3 separate regions of the Mus musculus genome follow, and regions 1 and 3 are each linked to region 2. A link is a loop called in an ENCODE intact Hi-C map of the cell type or tissue named here. Cell type or tissue: heart. All regions are shown on one strand.

Region 1 (8,000 bases), 470 kb after region 2:
AAGGATGGGTGCCCTGGGCTCTACTGAAGATACGGATGACACTTCTCCCTACCAGGGGGGTAGCTTACAGGGGCATGAAAACTTTGCGCATTTAGGAGGTGCGTCGAGTACTGGGATGCTTTCGAGGCCCAAATCCCAGCAGTTGAGGTTTTTGGAGAGTCCAGCATGTGTGGTTTCACCTCATGCAGCCTACTCTACCAGTGTCATCCCAAATGCCACGCTACTGTCCTCTTCAGAGGTTATTGTCATTCACACTGCTCAGAGTGCAGGACAGCTGGACAGTAGAACACCCGGTTCATCTTCATATTCAAAAATAAAACCCAGAGACCGTCCCACACCCAGATGTTCTGTGAAAGATGACCATCAGTCCCCCCGTCATCACTGGAACGAGGGTCATCTCATTCATTCACGGGCTTTAGCCTCCTCTGTCCCTGGTGCCACCACGCTGTTATCCCTCCATGATTCAGAGGTCTCTCTAAATGCCCCAGCAAACAGGGAAAATGGATCCCAAGCCATACTCTATCATTGTAGAAACAACCCAAGCTTTCCTGACCACCCTTCAGATGTGGATGGCAAGAGCGAGTGTAGTTATTCGGGGGACAGGGGATGTGGCAGTTCTGAGCCCTGGGAATATAAAACCTCCAGCAATGGGCGGGCATCCCCACTGAAGCCACACCTGGCCACTCCTGGTTGCTCTACTCCCACAAGTAACGTGAGCAGCTGCAGTTTGGACCAAACATCTCTCAAGGGTGATACCAGGTCCCTGTGTTCAGAGGACCATGATGGTTACTATACTACCACTCACGAGGCTGGGAACCTGTACACTCTCAGTGATGGCTTGGGGAACCCCAGGCACAGCATGGTCAATGTTTTTGATGGAAGGGCTCAGAGAAGCCAAGGGGATCAGGCCGCTCACCAGGATAAAATCCTTTCGAGAAACATCTCTCTGAAGAAAGCAAAGAAACCACCCCTGCCACCATCCCGGACCGATTCTCTGCGAAGGATTCCCAAAAAGAACAACCAGACAAACGGTCAGGTGCTCAATGAGAGCCTGATCGCCTCGCTCCAGCATTCACTGCAGCTAAGCCTCCCTGGCAAGGGCGGCAGCTCCCCTTCCCAGAGCCCCTGCAGTGACTTTGAGGAACCCTGGCTCCCCAGGTCCAGAAGCCAGAGCATTGTTAGCGAGGGTAGTAGCTTGACCTCCACCACCACTCCCAACGTGTATTCTCTGTGTGGGGTCACTCCGTCCCAGAGCGACACAAGTAGCGTCAAGTCGGAATACACGGACCCTTGGGGTTACTACATTGACTACACGAGCTTGCAGGAAGATCCAGGGAACCCCACCGGGGGCTGCTCAGCCAACACTGAGGCAGCAACTGGAAACGGGCCAGTACGCCACATCCAGGAGGGGTCGAGAGTCCCAGTGCCCCAAGTGCCGGGCTGCTCAGTTAGACCAAAGATCGCCTCACCAGAGAAGTCACAGAGAGTCACCTCTCCATCCAGTGGGTATTCTAGCCAGTCGAATACACCCACAGCACTCACCCCTGTGCCTGTGTTTTTAAAATCAATGTCACCAGCAAATGGAAAGGGGAAGGCCAAGCCCAAGGTACCAGAAAGAAAATCGTCTCTGATCTCTTCTATGTCCATCTCATCATCGTCCACTTCTCTCTCTTCTAATACTTCTACCGAAGGAAGTGGGACCATGAAGAAACTGGATACAACCCTGGCCTCGGCCCTTGCCCCTCCCCCTCCTCCTCTTCCCCCTCTGCCTTCTCCGTGTCTGGCAGACAAGTCCCCTTTTCTTCCACCACCTCCTCCTCTAGCAGATTGCTCCGAGGGCTCTCCTCTGCCGCCCTCTCCCATGTTCCCCCCTCCACCACCAGAAGCCCTTGTTCCCTTCTGCTCCCCCACCGACGGGTGCCTTTCTCCTTCTCCCACAGCAGTTAGCCCCTCTCTTCCAAGATCCTTGCCTCCTGTGCCAGCACCTCCACCTTTCTTGCCCTCATCAGAACCCCCGCCCGCTCCGCCTCTGGACCCCAAACTCATGAAAGAAAACAGGCCCTTTTTCAAAAACTCTAGCCAGTCCGAATCCTCTAGGGAGGCCCTCAGGCGGCCTGCCAACAAGGAGGAGGGCTGCCGACCCCCCATGCCCCTGATCACCACAGAAGCTTTGCAGATGGTGCAGTTGAGGCCAGTGAGGAAGAACTCAGGTGCCGGGGCAGTCCTGTTTTCTGAACCATCAGCTCAGGAACAACGAACTCCGACTGCTCCACAGTATCACTTAAAGCCATCTGCTTTCCTCAAATCCCGAAATAGCATAAATGAAATGGAGAGTGAAAGCCAGGCTGCCTCTGTGACGAGCTCGCTTCCGATGCCTGCCAAGAGCCAGAGTCAGGGTGACCATGACAGTGCAGTAGAGCGTGGCGGCCTTCCGAGCTGCAGCGATGGAGCTCCAGGCCCGGGTCCCAGCCTCAGGACCACTCTGCTCCCAGACTCTTCACCCAGCAGGAAGCCACCCCCCATCTCTAAGAAGCCCAAACTGTTCCTGGTGGTACCACCTCCGCAGAGAGATTTCACAGCGGAGCCCACAGAGAACGGGAGCGAAGCTTTCCCAGGCGTGCCCAGCCCTACCAGGGCAGAGGGGGAAGCTGTGCGGAGCCAAGAGGAGAAATCCAGCCCAGCATCCCGAGCTGGCTCTCATGCTACGGCCCCCACCCCCGGCAGTCCGGCTCTAGAACCGGGAACTGCAGGGTCCTTATCCTCTAGCATTGTGGAAGCCAATGTCCCCATGGTCCAACCTAATACATCACCGGGCCCCACACAGGAAGAGTCAGGCGAGAACAGTGTGGATGGTGAGAGAAATGCGAAGAGCTGCCTGTCTCAACAGGGCAGAGAAGGTAAGGCCGGCTGCTTTCTACTGCACTCTTCTGATCTTCTGGAGATGAGCCAAATAGGGCTACTGAGCTCTTTTGCAACCAGGTGAAGCAGCCTAGACTTCGGCAAAAGCCGGCAGTGTGTGGGCTTCTTACACCTCATTACCCAAGCTGCTTTGTGAGCATTTTAAAAACTAAGAGAAGAGAGGGAAAGAGAGGGGTGGGGGTGGAGGTGCTGGGAGGTCTGAGGCAGGCTGGGTATTCAGTAGCAGGAGAAACGCTCTTAAACAAATTTAAGAGCAATTTAGTCCAAAGTCTGTAGCAGGAAATAGCCCTGGCTGTCAGGCTAGCGAGTATCATTTCTACCTCAGGAAGAACTCAAACTACAGAGCCACGGGGCTTCGCCATGGTTCTCACACTGTCGGAAATGGCAGCAAAGTGGCATATTTCAGAGCCGGGCAAGGGACTGAAGTGCTAGTCACAGCGTCTAATGTTTGCCTGCCTTTCTTCTCTCTAGCTGGCTTGCTGGAACCCAACACAGCTGCTTCCTCTTCAGACCCCGTGGATGTATCTAAGGAAGAGGGAAGCGATGAGGTGCTGACTCCGACTAAACCCAGGACAACAGAAGACCTGTTTGCAGCCATTCACAGGTATCCCAAACTTTTGTCATATTTTAATATACTTTATAATTTCTTCTTTCTGGACGGGCTCCTCTGTTTGCATGAGGTTTTGTCTGTTGGCTAGCCACGGTTCGTTTAACAGTACTCAGTTTAAAGTGTCGTTCTTATACATTAATTACTTTTTAAAGTTTGATTTCTGTTTTACTTTGTTCCATTGATTCTGTGCTGACATCGAGGGCAGAATGTGATACCTTCTGGTAGACGCAGCTGTGGCTGGCAAGGCACCTAGTGTGCCAGTCATGTGACTGAGTGTTTACAAGATTTGGAACCGGTCTGGGGTGAGGAATGCTGAGTTCTGTGACTTACTGTACATAGACTAGCTCTACAGAGCCACCTTCCTAAGGGTGCTTCAGTTGATTTATTTATTGTTACTTTTTTGTTGTCTGTTTAGAAAAGCCATGATTTCATAGTGCTTTTTGTTGCCTCCTTCAAGACTTTGTTTCCTTTCTGTTTCTTGTCCCCCGACTCTTCTCAGATCTACTCCTATCCAACTTTATGCTTGCGCTCTCTCTCTCTCTGTCTCTCTGTCTCTCTCTGTCTCTCTCTCTCAAATGAAAATTAAAAGCCACTAGAAACCATGGAATACAATCTGTGTTGGCCGGCTCACCTAGCTGCTTCCCTGGAAAGTGATTTGAAATACCCAGTAGCACTCCCTTGAAAAAAACTGACTTTTCCTCTCCCAGTAGTTATCATTTGTGAGTAGCTTCTTGCTGAGGGCTGGGACTCTGCCCTCACTTTGCTCCTTTCTGCTGGGATTTTATCTAGCTTGCGCTTATTCAGGTCTTTTATAGGCTGTGCGTTCATTCCTATGTCTATCCCACCATGTCCAGGAAAATGCTATTTCCCCTGAAGTTGGCTACCACCTCTGGCGTCTGGCTCTAACCGTCTTTTCACCCACTACTTCTATATCCCAGAGCTTTGCTGGTAAGGATGCAAGGCTGAGCCATCCAGTGTCTCCCAAGGAATAATTTTTCTTTGGCAGGAGGAAAAAAAAAAGCGGGGGTGGGGTGGGGTAGGGGAAAAATCTTTAAATTTGTTGCTGTATACCTCTAGCGCCATCTGCTGGCTTTAAAAAGACCAGTTACTTTGTCAAAGGGAACTGCTTGTTACCTGGTAACAACTGATGGTTGATTACCTTAGAGTTTAACTGATTTAGTAATTCAGCTTTGCTTATTACATTGCTTGGCCGTATCCAGATGAGTGCACCCCTACCCCACAGAGGCAATATAGTAGAAAATGATAAGATTCAGATGTGTGCAAGTACTTTAAGAACCAGTGTTGTGTAAGGGAACCCCTAGCTGCTTACAAATCCTTACTACCAGGCTTTCAGATAACGCCTGCGAATATTTCTCTGCCATTAAGACTTTGTTTTGACTCAAGTGACTGTCCTTCATTTCCCTTCTGAGACCACGTACTCTATAAATCATTGGATTCCCTGAATAAGTAATCCATGTTAGCCAGCTCTCAAATTCTGGTGCGTCTGAGTTTAAGTGAAAAGGCCGTTGAGTGTGGTAGAAGAAACCCCCATCCTCACCTAACTATGTGCAACACAGGAACATCTAATGTGGGGCAAACCACGCTGGAATGGGCGTTAGACATTGAGTTGACAGACAATGGTGTGCAGGTTTCTCTCCTCTTGGCTTTGTTTGACCTGTTGCCTGCAGTATTGGTCTAAAAGGCCCAAAAGTCCAAACCTGTTGCCTCACTGGTTTCTTTGATCTCATTAGAAACAGAAAGAGTGGGGCTGGAGAGATGGCTCAGTGGTTAGGAGCACTGACTGCTCTTCCAGAGGTTCTGAGTTCAATTCCCAGCAACCACGTGGTGTCTCACAACAGAGGGATCTGATGCCCTCTTCTGGTGTGTCTAAAGACAGCTACAGTGCACTCATATAAGATAAATAAATAGACAGATCGATAGATAGATAGATAAATAAATATCTTTAAAAAAAGAAAAAGAGAGCTAGCTATCTGGTTCTTTCTTAAAACAAGGAAGTGAGAAATGGGTCTTTTGAAAACAAGCAAATAAAGTCACATTGTAGAGATTTACACCGATGTTCCTAACTGTAGCTGTGCTGGACACATTATAAACACTCAATAAATAGTTTCTGAATTAAATGAAACTAATTGGAACTTAACTGTCCTGAAATTCTTTTGAGACTTTAATGTCTTTCATTTAGCATGGAATGCACCAAGTTTCTAAATATACAGGAATCTGTATTTATAATCACAAGCCACAGAGAAGTGTGTTGCCAAGTTGCTGTGTGTACTAAATACTCTGTTGTAAGGGAACCCAACTGTTGCAAAGCCATGGTTACTGCAAATTTTTGTCTAAAAATACACCAAAGGGCTCTTCTATATTTTATTTTGGCAACCTTCAGAAGGCATTAAAGAATGTGTGGTTTCTGCTAGAGAGACAATGCCATCTCTTACAGATACAGAAATCATTCAGTCTATTACTCTCTGTACACATGGGAAAATTAGAGGCCAAGTAGCCTTAGGAATGGATTGAAAAGAAAAAGCTCAGATACATGCTAATTTCTGTTGTGGCATCAATACTGACTTAGCAGATGTAATCAGAGTCCATCTGAATTCTGGATCCTTACCTGCAGCACTGGCACTCGTGATGTAAAATACAGACGATCCAAACTGAAGCGTAGCTTTCGGAGTTCTAAAATAATGCAAATTAATTCTCTTCAGATTTAAAGCCAGATGGAAAGTGTAGAACACCAGTTGAGGTGTGAAATTTTTATATTTATTGAAGTGATTAGACTTTAAGCCATTGTTAACTATTTAAATGCCATCTTTAGAAACACACACACATACACAGAGAGAGAGAGAGAGAGACTACATGCAGAGATATCAGAAGTTCAAATTTAGTTTATTTTGTAAGCAGCAACTGCCCCCTGAGAATACCAGTTTTGTTTTCCTTTTGTTTTGTGTGTATGTTTTTTTAACTTGCCATTTCTTTTAGTTCTTTTTTTTTAAGATTTATTAATTTATTATATGTAAGTACACTGTAGCTGTCTTCAGAAAATCCAGAAGAGAGTGTCTGATCTCGTTATGGATGGTTGTGAGCCACCATGTAGTTGCTGGGATTTGAACTCAGGACCTTCAGAAGAGCAGTTGGTGCTCTTAACTACTGAGCTATCTCTTCAACCCCCTCTTTTAGTTCTATATCTACAATTAAATGCCCTAAATGTTACAGAGCATCGCTGTGCCTTTTTGTGCCTGAGCACAATCAAAACATTTTACCACAGGCTTGTGGTCCTTGGCTGAAATACCTAAAAGACCGAGAGGAGCAGAGTTGCTCTGGAAGGTAGTCATTCATTTCTCTTGTTGAACTTTGAGTAGGACAGTTGAAGAAAAATACTTTTGGCCACATTCTGCTGTCATGGGGAATCTAGTGCTCTGTCTTTAGAAGTAAATAATATCAGAGAAGCTCTTGGGCTCGTCTTTAATGATGGTGTGTGTGTGTGTGTGTGTGTGTGTGTGTGTTCAGGAAGTGGTCACAGGAAGATGACAGCAAGGTTGCCAAGGACTGACTGTTATTTTAATTTTGTTTTATTTCAGATCTAAAAGGAAAGTCCTTGGCCGGAAAGACTCAGAAGACGATCACACTCGAAATCACTCTCCCTCCCCGCCTGTGACACCCACGAGTGCTGCCCCTAACCTGGCCTCTCCAAAGCAAGTAGGGTCTATCCAGAGAAGCATAAAAAAGAGCACTACCAGCAGTGACAACTTCAAAGCTCTGCTGCTAAAGAAGGGGAGTCGCTCGGACACCAGCGCTCGCATGTCAGCGGCTGAGATGCTCAAGTCTACGGACCCTCGCTTCCAGAGATCTAGGTCGGAGCCTTCGGCAGACAGCCCGGACAGCCCATCCAGCTGCTCCCCCAACAAGAACAGGAGAGCTCAGGAAGAGTGGGCCAAGAACGAAGGCCTGATGCCTCGGAGTCTGTCCTTTTCGGGCCCTCGGTACAGCCGCAGCAGGACGCCACCCTCTGCGGCCAGCAGCAGGTACAGCATGCGGAACCGCATCCAGAGCAGCCCCATGACCGTCATCTCCGAGGGAGAGGGAGAACCTGCTGAGCCAGCGGACAACAAAGCACGCAGGGCCCTGGATGCTACCAGGGTGTGCTCTCTGGACAGACTGACGGGTCAGGAGATGGACCAGGCCAGCCTCCTCTGTAGCGAGGAGCCTGCCTCTGTGGATGGGATAGGAAGGGCTGAGGGCAACGGTCCCTCGGAGCAGTGTGGGGGTACGGAACAGAAGAGTTAGTATCAGAGCCTGCCTCTCATGAGTGAGGCAGGAAGGTGAGCTGTGCATCACTCTAGGAAGTCTCTGTGGCCTTTTCCTGGCTTGTGGGGACCCCACTCAGCATTGGTGTTGGGGAGGTCTCGGCCTTTCGGGTCTCTTAGGACTCACTCGCCGTGTGGCTTAAAAGCAAGTA
Region 2 (8,000 bases):
AAAAAAAAAAAAAAAGGAGAACTTTCAAGACTAAACAATAAAACAAACAAACAAACAGTTCAATGGGCTGGAAAGGTGGCTTGGCAGATAAGAGTGTGTACTACTCTTGCCAGGGGTTGTGGCACAGGCTTTTAATCCCAGCACACTCGAGCCAGAGGCAGGCAGATCTTAGAGTTCAAGACTTGCCTGGATTATATAGTGACTTCAATCCAGGACTACACAGAGAGACCCTGTCTCAAAAAGGAACAAACAAACAAACAAGCAAACAAAACCAGCAAAAGAGTTTATACTACTTTCGCAGAGGTCCAGAGTTCAGTTCCCAGCACCCACATCTGACAGCTTGTAACTGCCTCTAACTACAACTCAAGGGATCTGATTCCCTCCTCTGGCCCCTACTGGAGCAAGCGAACGTGTGGGCGTGTACACACACACACACACACACACACACACACACACACACACAGACACACACACCAGATAGGTAAAACAGTTAAGTATATAAAAAGGAAAGTTTTTTTAATGTTGGTTTTCACCAAAGACAAAACAGATAATCTGTAGGCCAGGAAATGCATGAAAATCTGCCTATCGTCCTTAGAAAAGGTTTGAATGGCAGTGAGACACCACTATTCGCCCATTAGATGGCTTTATAATTACTCATGAGGATTTAAGAAAAATACTGTCGTTTCATATATGTTTCTAGTGGGAATGAAACGTAATATCGCTGTTTCCTAAAACCATTGGGAAATTCTTTGTAAACATACACGACCCCGCACAGATATTTCATTGAAAAGAAATACTAGGGAAAAAACGATTAGAGATTCCCAGTTAAAAAAGATTCTAAACATTTTCTAGCAATAACCAATTGTTTGATCTTGCTCCAAAACCAGCATTTGAAAATCTGTTTTGACATAATATAGACCATCTGTTTAAAATGGCTTTCCGATGATGTCACTAAAAATTGATATGCCTAGAAATGCACAGGAAAGAAATTAGACTGGACTTCACAGGGGTCACATGGTGAGTTGTAGAAGTTGCATTTCTTTCCTTTCATATCTTGAAATGTCAGTGAAGTGAAGGATACAGACAAAAGCCTCACCTCCTTGTGAGGCTTAGAAGTTAAGCACCCAGCACACTGGGGGATGCATGGTGGGGGCAGGGAGAGCAGGGGCTTCTCCATTTTGATGGTGCCCTCATCCTTCTCTCCCCATCACAGTGTGCCTTACAGATCAGTGTTGTCCAGGATACCTACCTCCTCGAAATGGGTCCGTGGCTCAACAGCAGTAGTTGTTAGCAACTGAGGCTACTCAGGTGCTTCTAAGCAAACAGGGGGAGTGCACTGTGTTGCTTTTCTTTGAAATTTGTACTATTGCTGTTTTTATTTTAAGATTTATTTTTAATTTACATACATCATGTGTGTGTGTATGTCTGTGTGGATGAGGAATTGTTGTGTCTGACCAACAACAAGGTATTGTTTCCTCTGGAACTGGAGTTACAGGTGGTCGTGAACTGCCCAACATGGGTGCTGGGACACAAACTCAGGTCCTTTACAAGAGTAGAGTGTGTGACTTTTAACTGTGGAGCCATCTCTTCAGCCTCATTAGTGTCTTTTTTAACTTAAAAAAAATCTTTTTCAGACAGGATCTTTCTATGCAGCTCAGGCTGGCCTCAAACTTTCTCAATCTTCACGCCTCAGCCCCCTCCCCACTGTTGGGAATGTACCACCACTCCTGGTCTGGTGTGAGTTATTCTTTGCCCTCATCTGGGCCTGTTGTCAGTGAGAAGTACCCTGTTTCAGGGCCTGCTGTACTCTAGGAAAGCTTTACAGAGCAATAGAGCTACAGACGGAGAACCTAACACTCTATAAAGCTCCTGCCGAGGCTAATTTAGCATGAGTTATGGGCAAGAGATAACAGAAAGGACAATGGAAGAAGGAAATGGTGGTGGGAGGCTAAGTCTGACCACAAGGCCCCTAGACTCTGTGATCCTCAAAAAGAAAATCCGGCAGCTCACTGGGACAGCATGATCAAAGTATAAGTGTCTGTTTATTTGTTTCTGACAGGCTCTCACTACGGAGATCAGGCTGGGTTTGAACTCACAATCCTTCCTTTCCCTGGGATTATATGTATACACACCACACCTGGCTTTCAAAGTATAATTTTGACTTTTTAGTTCATGCATGTGAATGTTTCTGACTGCTGCATGAATGTATGTGCACCATCCATGTGCACTGAAACCAGAAGGGAGCATCCGATCCCAGGAGCTGGCTTTAAGGATCCCGTGCGAGGCTGTATATGTGCTGGGAAGGGAGTTTGGGTCCTCTGCAAGGGCAGCAAATGCTCCTCACTTCTGAGCCATCTCTCCAGCCCTTCACAGTATAACTGTGAACCCACTCACTGTGCTGGAACTTCAGACTCTCAGGACTGTAAGGGACAGGTTTATTTATGGAACGGCAGGGGAGGGGGAAAGGACAGATTATGAACTGAGAGGGACATTTCAGAGCTTAACGCTTGTACATGATGCGATCTTGCAATGACTTCAGATTTTAAGAGAGGCACAGAGCTGTAGTTTACTGAAGCTAGGAAGTTAGAGCCCGGGATGCTTTCTTAGCCCATCAATACTAAACTTCATTTGATCACTTGTGATTGAGGTACACCTGTATGTGACAGGCCTTGGAAGGGTGGTGACGAAGAAATGAAACACTTCTACTGAATAGAGAGCTAGTGGCTCAGGAGACTTAAGAAAGGGTACTGGTTTTAGAGTTGAGTAGGTTTAGAACCCTGCATCTAGATATTTAGTGTCATGAAACTTACAAGTTGCTAACACCATTTTTGTCTCAGTATCCCAAGTTTTCAAAAAAGGAAACCCTTGTCAAGCTCGTTTCACGGGGCTGTTGTCATCAATGGTGTAATCAGCATAAAATTTTAGAAAAATGAATATGTACAGAAATTCATATTTGGATATCAGCTAGACATGCAATAAGGAAAAAGAATTCAGGTTAAGAAGAGCAAACACAGCACAACAGCTGGAGATCAGGTGTTAGCGGGACTGTTCTCCAAGACGGAGCCCTCGGAACAGGAGAAGGAACGTGCAAATGTCTGTGTGAGGTTTCAGAAGGAACAAAGGCTTAGGGCAGGATAGAGCTGCTAGGCCATGGGGAGGTGGCAGGGGAAAAGAGACCAGTGACAGCAGGAATCAGTCCCTACCTCATTGAACCTATCTTTTAAAAATGCACACACACACACACACACACACACACACACATACCCAAACTGCAATTGTGAGTATGAATTGTAAGACGTACTAAGCACTATATGAAGTAGAGTAACATGAAAATATCGCCACAAAGTGGCATCTATAAAGACTTACATAAAGAGCTTCACAGACGTTCATTTAGATTTAGCCTCCAAAGGAGGCATTTGGTGCCAGAGTTCTTCTTTCTGTTTTCTGGGCTGTTTGAGATAGGGTCTAGGTTGGCCTTCTGTGTTCTGTGAGGCTGAACATGACCTTGAACTTCTGATCCTCCTGTCCTCTACCTCCCAAATGGCTGGGATTACAGGTAAGCACCACCACACTTGATCTATGCAGTGCTGGGAATAGAACCCAGGGCGTTGTGCACACAGTGCTCTAACAAATGAGCTATATCCCCAGCCCTCTATGTCTGCTCATTCTTATAATGATGTCCCCTTAATGGGCTCTATGTAACAGAGAATAAAAACCAAACTTGAAAAGCCCTCTGTGTAATCTTCCTTGGCTCCCGTTTCTGAAATACTTCATATTTAATGCTGACAAGGTCGCGGGCTGACTGGTGATGGTATCCCTTCACTAGGAAAGAAAAGGCAGGGGATCAAGAGTTCAAGTCCAGCCTGACTTCATAGAGTTTCAGGAAAGAAATACTTTTAAAAGATTAAAGGCTCGTTAAGGGTCTATGAACTCCAGAGACAGATGCAGATTAAGACTCCCCCCCCCCCACCCCCCAGAGGAAGGAAGGGATGGTGAGCAACAAGAGGGCCTGGAGTTGGCTGAAGGCCTACACAGGTTTCCCGAGTGGATGGCATAAACCGACAGTATTTGGTTCTCGGTGAAAAAAAAAAAAAAAAAAGGTGACTTTTTTTTTCTTTATTTCTATTTTTTCAAACTTGGTTTTACAGAAGACCCGGCTTGGGACCAGATCGAGTTCAGCCTTGGTTTAAGCGTCCACACCTGAGCAAGCTTCCCTGCTTCAGTGGACGGCGCAAAGCGATGCACTTATCCTCGTTAAGTGCAAACCGTTAGGAAATGCTGCACGCCAGAAGCTGCCGCACCCCAGCCCGCAGTGCGACCTGAACCCTCCGCGTCGCTGGGACGCCGGTCGGTCCCCAAGTGCCCCCAGCCTGGGGTCCTCGCGGAGGGCGCCCAGGGCCACTCGCCGCGCCCCGCCGTGCCGCGGGGCTCCGGCCAGCAGGGGGCGCTGCGGCCCGCTCTCCCGGGAGCGGCCGAGCCAGCCCGGTGGGTGTTTCTCTCTCTCTCTCTCCCTCTCCCTCTCCCTCTCGCGCTCTCTCCTCCCGGCCTCACATCCGGGTCTGGAGCGCGGCCGCCGCTGTCAGTGCCGGGCCGGGGCGCAGTCAATGGCGGCCGAGGGAGGCGGAGCGGCGGCCACGCGCAGCCCCGAGCCCCCGAAACTTTAGACTTCGGAAGCCCCACAACTTCTCGGAGGGGGGCGCGTGGGCGGAAGGGGAAGCCGAGGCGGGAAGCCCGAGGGACGCGGCCGAGCCCGGAGCCGCCGCCTCCTTTTCCCCACGCCGAGCTTGCGGCCGCGCACAGCCGCGCGCCACCGCCGCCGGCTGCCCCGGGCCACACGAGCTCGCGGCCCCGCGGGGAGGCCGTGCCGTGCGCAGTACCCCGCCGGCCGCCCCGGGTCGCGGGGCCGGCGCCCGGGTGGTGCATGCGGGGCGGGGCGGCCGCCGGGCCGAGGCGAAGATGGAAGGCTTGACGCTGAGCGACGCCGAGCAGAAATACTACTCGGATCTCTTCTCCTACTGCGACATCGAGAGCACCAAGAAGGTGGTGGTCAACGGGCGAGTGCTCGAGCTGTTCCGGGCCGCGCAGCTGCCCAACGACGTGGTCCTCCAGGTACCGCCGCGTCCCCGGCCGCGCGGGCCCCGGGCAGCGGCAGCGGGAGTGGGCTCCCCCGGGGACGGGCAGAGGCCGCAGGTGCGGGAGCGGGGTGCGCGGGGACCCCTGGAGGGGGAGGGCTCGCCGTCCGGGTGGGGGCGGGGGTCTGCGGAGCCTGCATCCCTCCGGCAGCCTGTGCACTGGAAGAGCAAGGTCCCGGGTCTCTCGGGTTGTGTGTGCATCCTAGCGTCTGCTGGATATGCCTACTATAGTCACATAGCTCTTCGACTCCCGCACAATAGGAAAGTTACGACTATAGGCAGGCAAAATGCCATATGGATTTTTGAGCGAGCCGAGCAGACTCGATGAAGTGAGATTTGTTACGCTTAAGGTATCCAAGAAGCAGGTGGTTTGGGTTTTTTTTTTAGGGGGGGGGTTGTTTTGTTTTGTTTTAAATTTAAGGAAGCTGTGTTCTTAGGGGAGACTAAGAAATTTGAACTTCTGGCTGATACTTGGCATGTAGATAGATGTGAAAAGAACTTGGTCGTAGAATGGGTGGCCGGTGGACAGTATCTTCTAGTGCCCTTCCCGGGAATAGTCAGTGGAGCTTGTGGGTTTGGTTTGGGATTTATTGAACAGCTGGAATCAGACAGCGGATAGTCTCCTCAGTCTGTAACTCTGCCACTCGTAACTCTGTAGCAGCAAGGGTAAACCTTCTTTGTCGCCTGTTTTAGAAGTGCTAATATTTGTGATGAGCATTAATGCTACTGCTTAATGATTCATAGCTGCTATAGTAAGAGCCTGTTTAAACTGTATGGGAGGAAGGAACCGTCTTAAGTTTTCATCCTCATATTGATCCCAAGCCAGTTATCCAAATCTCCAAACACATGGAGATGGAAGTGGATATAATGCAGTGGAAGCAGAATATTGGGCCAGAGGTTTGATTTTACTTTGTTTTGAGACAGCTTATTGCTTTATATCCCAGACTAGCCCTGAACTCAGGGTCCTGTTGCCCCCTCAACTGCTCAGGTGCTGGGACGTGGGTGTGGGCTGGGCCAGGAGTCTCCAGGCTTTTAGAAATCTCATCACTCTGCCTCCTCAGCCTCCAGTTCTCTGAGGCCCATCTTAGAGTGAAAGTCAGTTTTCTTCTAACAGAAACCCTTGTGATATAAAAATTTCTACACACACCTCGAATATAGACAATACCCGAGTGCCTACTGTGGTTTAGGGAGTGAATTCTTTCTCACTTTGCTTTTGTTTCATTTTGTCATTTTTTCTTAACCCTGGGGTGTGGTGGGGAAAGGTGAGTGTTTTAGGTACCAGGGAAGGATAAGAAAGTCTCAGATCTGTGCTGCTGAAGAGGACAACATAGTGACAATTTTAGGCTTTCCCAACAATTCAGATTCTGTGTGGATTCACTGTTTTTGTTTTTATGGCCCTCTTACGATGAGGAAACCAGGTTTAGCTTGGGTTCACACAAAACATCCCATAGTTTGCTGATGGGTTAAATGATATGGGGCTAGTGTCTAATGGATTTGGTACAAAACTTACAGGTTCTGGACAAGAAGCCCCCCATATTCTATTTTAGCTCATGTCTTTGGGGTTCAGAGTTAACTGGAAATGACTTTGTCATTCTAATGGTACACAAGACTTTTTTAGGGTGTTTACATGTTTAGGGCATAGAAATTAGTGTCCATTAACCTCCAGCTGAGATATGTTCAATTGAATCCAACTTATTTTCATATTTTACTCAATTGTATTGGCATTTGAAAATAAATTTCTATTATCTTTGTACATAGGTAGCTTAAGTCGTTTAAATATTTGGGATTCAATTACACGTTGGAAATTGTAGGATCCCTGAAGCAAGACTTCCACAGTAACATGATCAGGTTGACGATCCCTGACCAGGATATCTGCAGTACTCCTAACCTGAAAACTTTGAGGGCCAAAATATCACAAGTGGAAAATTCCATATTATGAAACTTTCTTGTTCAGAATTATCATTCTTTTAAATTGACTCTCAAACTGTGGGACTACTGTGCATATGAGATGTAAAGAGATCTCTTCAAACTTGGATCCTACCCCCAAGATATCTCATTGTGTGTACACAAACCTTCAGTTTCAAGCATTGCTGATAAAGAATAGCCAACCTGTACTGAATAGCAATCTGGAGTCTTGAAGGCAGCTTACTTAAAATTTGGCCTAAGACATAGAAATGTGAGACTGAAGGGGAATGTGGATTTAGTTTCTCTTATGAGAGTTTGAGATTTTCTGAAAACAGCATTCCATGGCTCTCAGGGAGAAGCATTGGGGGTAATTCAAACATATCCCAGTTTTGTTCTCTTTGTTGAGCTAGATGTTGGAGGTTCAACAGAAGCACAAGGTGCTCTGAGGGCTTTGTAAATTACAGGACCATTCAGGTGTAAAGAAAAGTGGACCTGGGAGAGGCACGTTGTGTTCACAAGCACAAAGGAGATAAAGACACAGTTCAGATGGACTTCTGCGTTGAGATGGGGAGGGGAGATCTGCTTCCAGGCCGAGGAAAAATATGACCAAAGTCATCCGAGCCTTTTCAAGGACTAGTAGATAGTAAGATTTTACCTAAGCTAAAATATGTTTGGAGCTAATGAAACAGTTAGGAAGAGGCCCTATTACTAAAGACTGGGGGCAGGAGACTTCATACATTCAGTAGGCAGCAGTGGAGAAGCTTGGGAAGGTTTTGGCTTTGAATGTAGTGAGCATAGAGGATGGGGAAGGAGGCTCTTCCAGAGGTCTGGCATGGCTGCTGGGTAATGCACACCCAAACCAGAGGGACAGCCCTCGAATGGAAAATAAGGGTGGGTGTCCTTCTGAAGAGCAGCTGGGTTCGTACTGCTTTACTGTGTGAAGTGCCTTGTGGGACAGTACTT
Region 3 (8,000 bases), 320 kb before region 2:
AAACCTGGCAGATAACATTGTCTCCAAAAGAATAAATGGAGAACTTGGAGAATGTAGGCTAGCAGCCACTGGCCATTTTTTTTTTCTGTTATGTTTTGTTTTTGCTTGCATAAAGGGACTATTTCCTGTAGCTTCAGAGATGGTATTTACCAGCTCAGTGTTATACCACTATCGGCAAAATCTACGTTCCCAGACAGGCTGAGGCAAACCTCAGCAAGAGAACACCAAACAGCACATCAAAGGCCTGAGCCAATGAAACCCTATTCGCACGTGTTGTGTTTGTCTTCCCCCCCCCCCCCTTAAACAGAAGGGACAATGGCAGTGTCTGAATTTTAATTGCAGTGGACTGGCTTAAATTACTTGACCTATTTTTTTTTTTATGCAGCAAGAACAGAAATGATTTTTTTTTTTTTTACTGATAGCCACTTATTGGAAAGGGAAATATTAGAACATTTTCCTCAAGCAGTAAGCTGCCGATAAATAATTTAGCTTGCTTTACAGCACATGAGACCCACCTATATTTTGGGGGGGGGGACTATTAAGATGCCAGAAAGAAAGAAATTTCTCTTCAAAGGGTGGGAATGCTAAGTTTTGCTAAATAAGGGGCTTTAAATAGTTCAGGTGCCTTGGGTTTGAATTTCTATTATGTTTAGCTGTTTATAGGCTTGAAATAAGCTAAGAAAACTAGGGGGCTGTGTGAACCTAGAGAAGGAGATCCTATCAGGCCTCCTTCCTTCCACACTTCTATAAATAAACAGTGCCTTTTGAGTGCATTGATCCTAATCAGGTCCCCCCCTCCCCAAGATAAGCACAAATGTTAAAAGCAACCCAGAAATGTCAGAAGCCTGGGTAATGGTGTGCTTCCAGAGAATTCTGCTTGGCTAGCCCAGGACCTGTGAACGGCCCATGGCAGATCACAGATGAGTGATGGGTCCTGCTGCTTCCTGTTGGTACTGTTGGTTTAGGCTGACCTGATCTGAGCGATTAGCGAAGCCGCTGTCCATCATGGGGTGAAGGTTGAATATCTTGAGTCACAGGTTTCTTGGCATTTTTCCAGAGTACCCCAGGCATGCTCATCACTAAAAGCCTTCCCTCTCTTCCCTTCACTGTAGAATAATTAGTTGGTGACACGGGGTTGCAGAACTAAGCCGGGAGGGAGTCTGTGTCTCCGGAGGCAGCAGCCAGGTAACGTTAGCTGGTACCATCACCGGTTACAGACACAGAAGGCTTAAGGAACCCTCTCTTGGCCTGGAAAGCTGTGTAGAAAATAAAATGTAGGCTGAGGGGAAACTCAAGCTAATATAAAATAACAATAATGTTAATAATAAAGAAGCTAACTACAAGATGTAGATGAACGCATGAAGGACAGTCACAGCCAAGTGGGTGGGTCATGGCTACTTGAGCCCCCTCTCATTGTGTCTGCTATGGACCTGGCGGCTGGCACCTTTAATCCCCAAACCTGAGAGACAGAAGCAGGAAGATCTCTGAGTTTGGAGCCAGCCTAGTCTACAAGACTTTCTCAAAGTTTTCTTGGATGATGGGACACCGATTTTTAAGACGGCAAGAATCACACTGTTTAGGTTGCCTGGGACCAAATCTATCAAGTTCTAAGACAGTCAAAACTACACAGAGAAACCCTGTCTGGAAAAAAACCAAAACATTAGTTGTCCACAAAGAGTATTTCTATCCATTCATTGGTATTGCTATTTCTTGCAACGTGTAGTTTTGGACTTGGTTTGCAACCCCCCCCCCCACCCTACCCCAATGCACACAGGATTAAGCTGTGAAGCCAAACCTTTAGGCTGCCAGGCAAGCACCGCCCTGCTGTAGTTATTTTGCAAAGCTCTGTGACAAAGGTTGACTGAGACGTCCCTTCCAGGGTTCTCTCTCCATGTGACTGCGCTGCCTCTCCAGTGCCTAAGATAACCATCCTGAGGTTCTGAGATCCCTGTGTTGACAGGGATCGGTTCTTAGAACCCCTCTAAGGGGTAAGTCATGAAAGAAAGAAAGAAAAAAGCAGTAACATGAAAAAGAATTCCACACGGGTTATGAAAAATATTTAAATAAATAGGTTAGTAAAACAAAATAAAGGGAAGTCTCCATTGTGTTTTTTTTGGGGGGGTGGTTTTTGGTTTTGTTTGTTTGTTTGTTTGTTTGTTTGTTTTTCAGATTTTACTCGGGCAGTGGGATGTGGGCTTTAAGAGGGCAAAAAGAACGCTCTTTAGGCTTCATAGGACTGAATCAGAGAGAACAATCATAACCGATCTCGTCCTTGACACTGAGTTTCTTGTGGCTGGCTCAGTTGAGTGCGTACTGTGCTTCAGAAATTGGAAGAAGGCGCCTCACGCGTGCACACTTCTCTAATACAGCGGTCCCGCAAAACCCGTATCATCCCAACGTAAGTTAAGAATGTGGCATTCAGAAAAGAAGCGATTTGCTCCAGGGCGTGGGAGGCTGCGGTGGGACTTGGAGATGGTGCTTACACAGCACTCTTGAGATAAGCCAAGACGTCTTAAGATGGCACCGACTGCACAGGAGAAAAAGCTCTATATTAGCCGTTCTCAACCCGTGAGTTTCAACCCTTTCACGGGAATCTCCTAAGAAAACCCTTAGAAAACGCAGATATTTACATTACGGTTCAGAATACTAGCAAAATTAAAGTTAGGAAGGAACAACAAAATCATATTAAGGTTGGGAATGACCACAACATGAGGAACTGTATGAAGAGGTCCCATTATTAGAAAGGGTGAGGACCCCTGCTTTACATGGTCCTCAGCTATAAAGCGCACGGCTATAAAACAACTACAGATGTGTCTGCCCATTCGATTACACATTTGACCTTTTAGGAGTCTCAAGATATGGCTGTACACGTTTCCAGACCCAGTCAAACTATTCTGCAAGGTACATGTGACTCTGAAAGAACACGGACTGTCTAGTGTAAACCTTGTTTCACAGTTTTAACCTTGCTAGAACTTCAAGTACGATCAAAGCGAAGTACAATAGGTTGTAATTTTGTTTCCCTTTTTACTGAATTCCATGTTGCTGAATGCGGCCCCCTTTCCAAATTAAGCTAATGTCTGGGGTTTGCCAATTCTAGAACCCGATGAATAAAAATGTTTGTGGTTAAGTTCTCCCAGGTTGAGAAAAAAAATGACCACTTTGTAACTTGCCCCAGTGGCTGATAACAATTATACCTGAGTATTGATTATAATTCTCAGAATGATATTGTGTAAGAAAATGAATCTCTCAAGACACAAGAAATGGCCACACCATTAATCCCAGCACTTGGTAGTAGAGGCAGGCAGATCTCTATAAATTTGAGGCCAGCCTGGTCTTCAGAGGTAGGCCCAGGACAGCCAGGACTACACAGAGACTCCTTGTCTTGGAAAAGAAAACTAGTGGAGATGTAGCATTCCGTCAGTTTACACTTACATGATCTTCTTGGACATACCCACACTGTCTGCTATAAGGGTGGCCCACTGGCTCTCTTGCTCTCTTCTGCCACATGAAGGGTTCTTCTATTAATAGTTGTAGTGAAATGAATAGTAGACCAGGATTAAAAAACATGGGCCTTACTCTGCAACTAAATAGCGGTGTAATTTAATCACTGCTGGCTTAAGTTTCTCCATCAGTGAAATGAAGATGTTTAATTAATATAACGTGTATCCAAATTCTCATGAAAGAAGCATTGGCCTACTCCTATCGTTTTTCTTCCTGTGGAAAGATGGACTACGAGGTGCTGCTTCAAACCCTGTTACAGCGTTTCTTGCTTTTCTGTTTCCAAGGTAAATGGGAGCCTGGCGATGGGCCACGGACTTGATTCAGCTGGGCTGATGCTCTGAGCGCTGAAGTCATCTCTGTAAACGTTCCCTACATTGTCATAATAACATTATACTGTTGTTGTCGTCTGCTGAGATTTACTGGCCTTCAAACAAATATCCAAACCTTACCAGCCATGAAGGATTTCTTGTGCACAACACTTTTAATGTTTTAAGTGACTACGAGACAGCCATTGCCAGTACAGTAGTTCCAATTATGTGTGCTACAATTTTTAACCAACTCTTCATTTCAAGTTCTGCCTCACATACTCCCTTACATATTAATAATTTGGTTACTCGGGACTTAGAAATAAAAGGCATTCAATCAATAGTGGGGCTCTGACTTCTTCAAACAACTCCCCCTGATCCACGATTATCATCACCATCACTTTTATTGTTATTTAATTCCTCAGAAAGAAAATTCTATAATTGAAGCTAACTCAGAAGAAGCAAAGCAAAACTGTGAGTTTTAAGCAGGAAAGAGCTAACAGTCTATATCTGTTTGTCTAGTTTCTCTTATCCAACTTCCCACCAACATAGGCCTCCATATAGCCTCAGTTACTTGGATAGATGACAGACTGATATGTTAAAACTAGTTACACAAAAGGAACTGTGCATCATGTGTGTAACTATCCAGGAAATGACTCTTGATTTTACATGCTAAAGTGATGCTTCTAGTACATGGAAGCATTTCACTAACTGGCCACCAGGTGGCGCTAAGGTCCTATCAATTTTATTAGCACTTCCTTCTGAGCAGCTACCAAGACTAGATTGACACTTGCTTCAAGAATGTATCTCCACCCGATTTGTTTTTAGTGAACCATAACAAATTCGGTATGACCTACCATAAACTTCAAAACAGAACCAAGTCAAAGATGCCTGCACACACCCTTCCCCACCATCACTTCTCGCTACAGTCCACCAAAATTAGAATTCACTGAAGGTGGCCTTTTCCTAGGGGCTTCTTCCTTTTTGAAATATTCTCTTCCTGACTTCCTTTCACTCAAGCGCCAGTGGCTCAATTTGATGCCCTGCTAGGAACATTTTTATCTTAAGAAAGACTGACTGAACAGGAAGAAAGTTTGAATGGCAGGACTTAGTGTATTAGTCCAAAAATAAGTATTGGAAAGCGTTTGTGCCTCCCTCTACCTTTGTCTGGTCCTAAAATCACACCTGTTTCTTCTCTCATCCTGCAAGCCAGCCAGCTCCAAGGTCAGTTTTGCTCCTCTGCTAGGTCTTAGATATGGATATTGATTCCCGTTTCACCACCAGCCAGTTCCTCCATTACTCAAGGTTCGGTGATTTTCATCTGTTGTCCCTCTGCCTAAATCGAGTGCTCCTCCCCAAGATTCAAGAGACCTTGGTCAGACTTCGTCCTGCAAGTGAACAGATCCTGGACACTACTTTCTTTTCCCCCATGGAACTTAAAGCTCTTCAACCTTACTCCAGTTTGCCCCTTGGTCCTTGGTGTGCGTGCGTGTGTGTGTGTGTGTGTGTGTGTGTGTGTGTTGACAAATCATTTGGCATTCATCTCATCAGATGATGGCATGATATGGTGTCTTAGCTAGGGTTTTACTGCTGTGAACAGACACCATGACCAAGGCAAGTCTTATAAAAAACAACATTTAATTGGGGCTGGCTTACAGGTTCAGAGGTTCAGTCCATTATCATCAAGGTGGGAGCATGGCAGTATCCAGGCAGGCATGGCGCAGGAGGAGCTGAGAGTTCTATGTCTTCATCCAAAGGCTGCTAGTGGAAGACTGACTTCCAGGCAACTAGGGTGAGGATCTTATACCCACACCTACAGTGACACACCCATTCCAACCAGGTCACACCTATTCCAACAAGGCCACACCTTCAGATGGTGCCACTCCCTGGTCCAAGAATATACAAACCATTACATATGGCTTCCACAGACTTGGGGTTTCACTCTCTTGAGTTTTCTACCACGTGACTTGCCAGGCCCACTCAGAAGAGACCGCACAGTTCCCTTCAGCTTCTCTAAGGACACACGCCTTTAGAGCCCTGAGCTTCAGTGGAAGTCCCACTACCTTGAGGCTGTCAGGCTGTGAGGAAGTCAGGTTACATGGAAAGGCCACGTGGAGTTGCTCCTGCCACCAACACCCACGGAGGTTCCCAGTCGGTGACCTGTGTGAGCCTTCATACGTGAATGAAGATGACTGCCAGCACTTCCCGTCTCAGCTACTGAATTAGCCTCCAACGCTGCGCCTTCCCAGCTCAGACATCATGTGGCAGAGAGAAGTGTGAATCTTTACTTCCTCCCCATTTATAATCCACAGAATTGGCGAGCATGGCAAAAACCATAGTTTGAAGAATCAGTTGGTAAATGCCAGGAGCAACGCTCTCCATGGTTTCTCTTAAAATAAATTTTCCAATTAGAATGTGTTTTGGGTTACTGTCCTTAATTCGACATACAAGCTCTATGAGAGCAGGCCTCTTTGGTTTTGTTCATTGCACATCAGCCTAGAGAAAGCTAACACATTGTACTGGCTAGTTTTGTGTCAACTTGACACAGCTGGAGTTATCACAGAGAAAGGAGCTTCAGTTGAGGAAATGCCTCCATGAGATCCAACTGTAAGGCATTTTCTCAATTAGTGATCAAGGGGGAAAGGCCCCTTGTGGGTGGGACCATCTCTGGGCTGGTGGTCTTGGTTCTATAAGAAAGCAGGCTGAGCAAGCCAGGTGAGGCAAGCCAGTAAAGAACATCCCTCCATGGCCTCTGCATCAGCTCCTGCTTCCTGACCTGCTTGAGTTCCAGTCCTGACTTCCTTGGTGATGAACAGCAATATGGAAGTGTAAGCCGAATAAACCCTTTCCTCCCCAACTTGCTTCTTGGTCATGATGTTTGTGCAGGAATAGAAACCCTGACTAAGACACACATGGTAGATGCTTGGTAAATATTTACTGTTAAATTGACTTTTTTAATAATTGAAATCATTGACTAAGAATCAATGATTTTCCCCCATGCTGCATTTTTATTCTCTCTATGGCATCCCTGCTGTCTTTGTTCAGAAATTCCTCATTTCTCCCTAAATGTGGTCTGAACAGATACTGACCACATACGTCAGAAGGTGAGAAGGTAAGAAAAAAATGTGGTCCTTTAGCTCAGGCCAATGAAATGGATCTGATTAGCCATGCTCATACCACAGTAGAGAGAGTGAGCAGGCTGCACCCCGAACCAGCGCCTCGCAGGACTTAAGAATGGAAGGTAGTCCGTGACAGACCAAGAAAGTTGTAGGAGAGAGAAATGATCTAAAGAAACTGTATTTGAGCTGGGAGCACGGACTCTTACTGAAGAGCAGAGGAACCGGTTGGCTGATGTCAACAGACCATGGCACTATGACCAGATCAAAGCCAAACTAAAGGTTCATACTCTAAACATTGGGAGAGAAGGGAGACAGAGGAGAGGCATCTGTATTTCACAAAGCTCCATCTATTTCAGTCCCCATTCGAACCACAGACCTTGTGAGGCACCCGTAGAACTTTCTTTACTAATACGAGTGGCCTTGGAACTCTGTTTCAGAACGCTGCTTTGATTAGACACCGTTTCCTCTGCCCAATAGGCATGGCCCACCCTCAACCCCATAGTCGAAGAACCCTTCACCAAAGATTTACTCTGAGAAGGCTTCTCCCATAATTTCCTCCTTCACAACACTACTGGAATTAAAAATACCTTTATTACCCATACGTTACACAGAACTTCTTCGACTTTGTAATTCACCCCCATGATAGAAATTTTTAGCTGTAATTTATGATTACTCTGATTCTGTTTATACTCACTCTGTTATCTATTCTTAGTCAATGAAAGGGCTGCCATTGATTGGTTAATTCCTAACTTAATGATGTTGGCAGGATCACCGATGATTTTAATCACCTCTCTATAGGGCTCTCCTCAGTGTTGACCCAAACTTCAGCTAGTGGTGGGTACAGTTAGCCAACCTTCCATGACGTGAGCCAGAGAAGAGCTTTTGTAAGCGGAACCATCCCTCCCTGTATCAGGTGCCACACCCATTTCTGAAACAAGCTCTGGGGCAGGGTTATCTTAACCTACCTACAACAGAACAGTCAACAGTAGACAATCTCTTTCTGAAAGTTTGGCTTGAAAGCATAGATTCCTTTATTTTAAAACCCAAAACTGAATAAGAGCTATTTTTAAAATAG

The links. Peaks named below come from ENCODE experiments on the same cell type or tissue, not always from the same donor. Only the 100,000 strongest peaks of a DNase experiment are listed, where the experiment ranks them.
Region 1: a loop joins it to region 2, with 8 times the contacts of the local background. A loop is called at or near these places in 2 of 42 quality-filtered maps.
Region 3: a loop joins it to region 2, with 7 times the contacts of the local background. A loop is called at or near these places in 16 of 42 quality-filtered maps.

The regions. Positions count from the first base shown.
Region 1 is chr10:18,524,146-18,532,145 of GRCm38, forward strand. Nhsl1 (NHS-like 1) reads left to right here. Exons shown (of 7, transcript NM_173390.3): 5 at 1-2,897; 6 at 3,391-3,523; 7 at 7,123-8,000. The coding sequence ends at 7,828. Among named protein-coding and RNA genes, the nearest start is that of Hebp2, 18 kb to the right of the region's middle. In heart, CTCF peaks have their summits at 4,632 (motif pointing left) and 5,436 (motif pointing left); DNase peaks (open chromatin) are centred at 1,376, 2,096 and 2,386; H3K27ac peaks cover 808 bases.
Region 2 is chr10:18,051,007-18,059,006 of GRCm38, forward strand. It overlaps Reps1 (RalBP1 associated Eps domain containing protein), which reads left to right and starts at 4,934. Exons shown (of 20, transcript NM_009048.2): 1 at 4,934-5,109. The coding sequence starts at 4,957. In heart, a CTCF peak has its summit at 4,440 (motif pointing right); a DNase peak (open chromatin) is centred at 4,545; H3K4me3 peaks cover 2,521 bases; H3K27ac peaks cover 3,214 bases.
Region 3 is chr10:17,728,720-17,736,719 of GRCm38, forward strand. No RefSeq gene overlaps it. Among named protein-coding and RNA genes, the nearest start is that of Cited2, 9.5 kb to the left of the region's middle. In heart, a CTCF peak has its summit at 4,527 (motif pointing right); no DNase peak of the experiment used is centred here.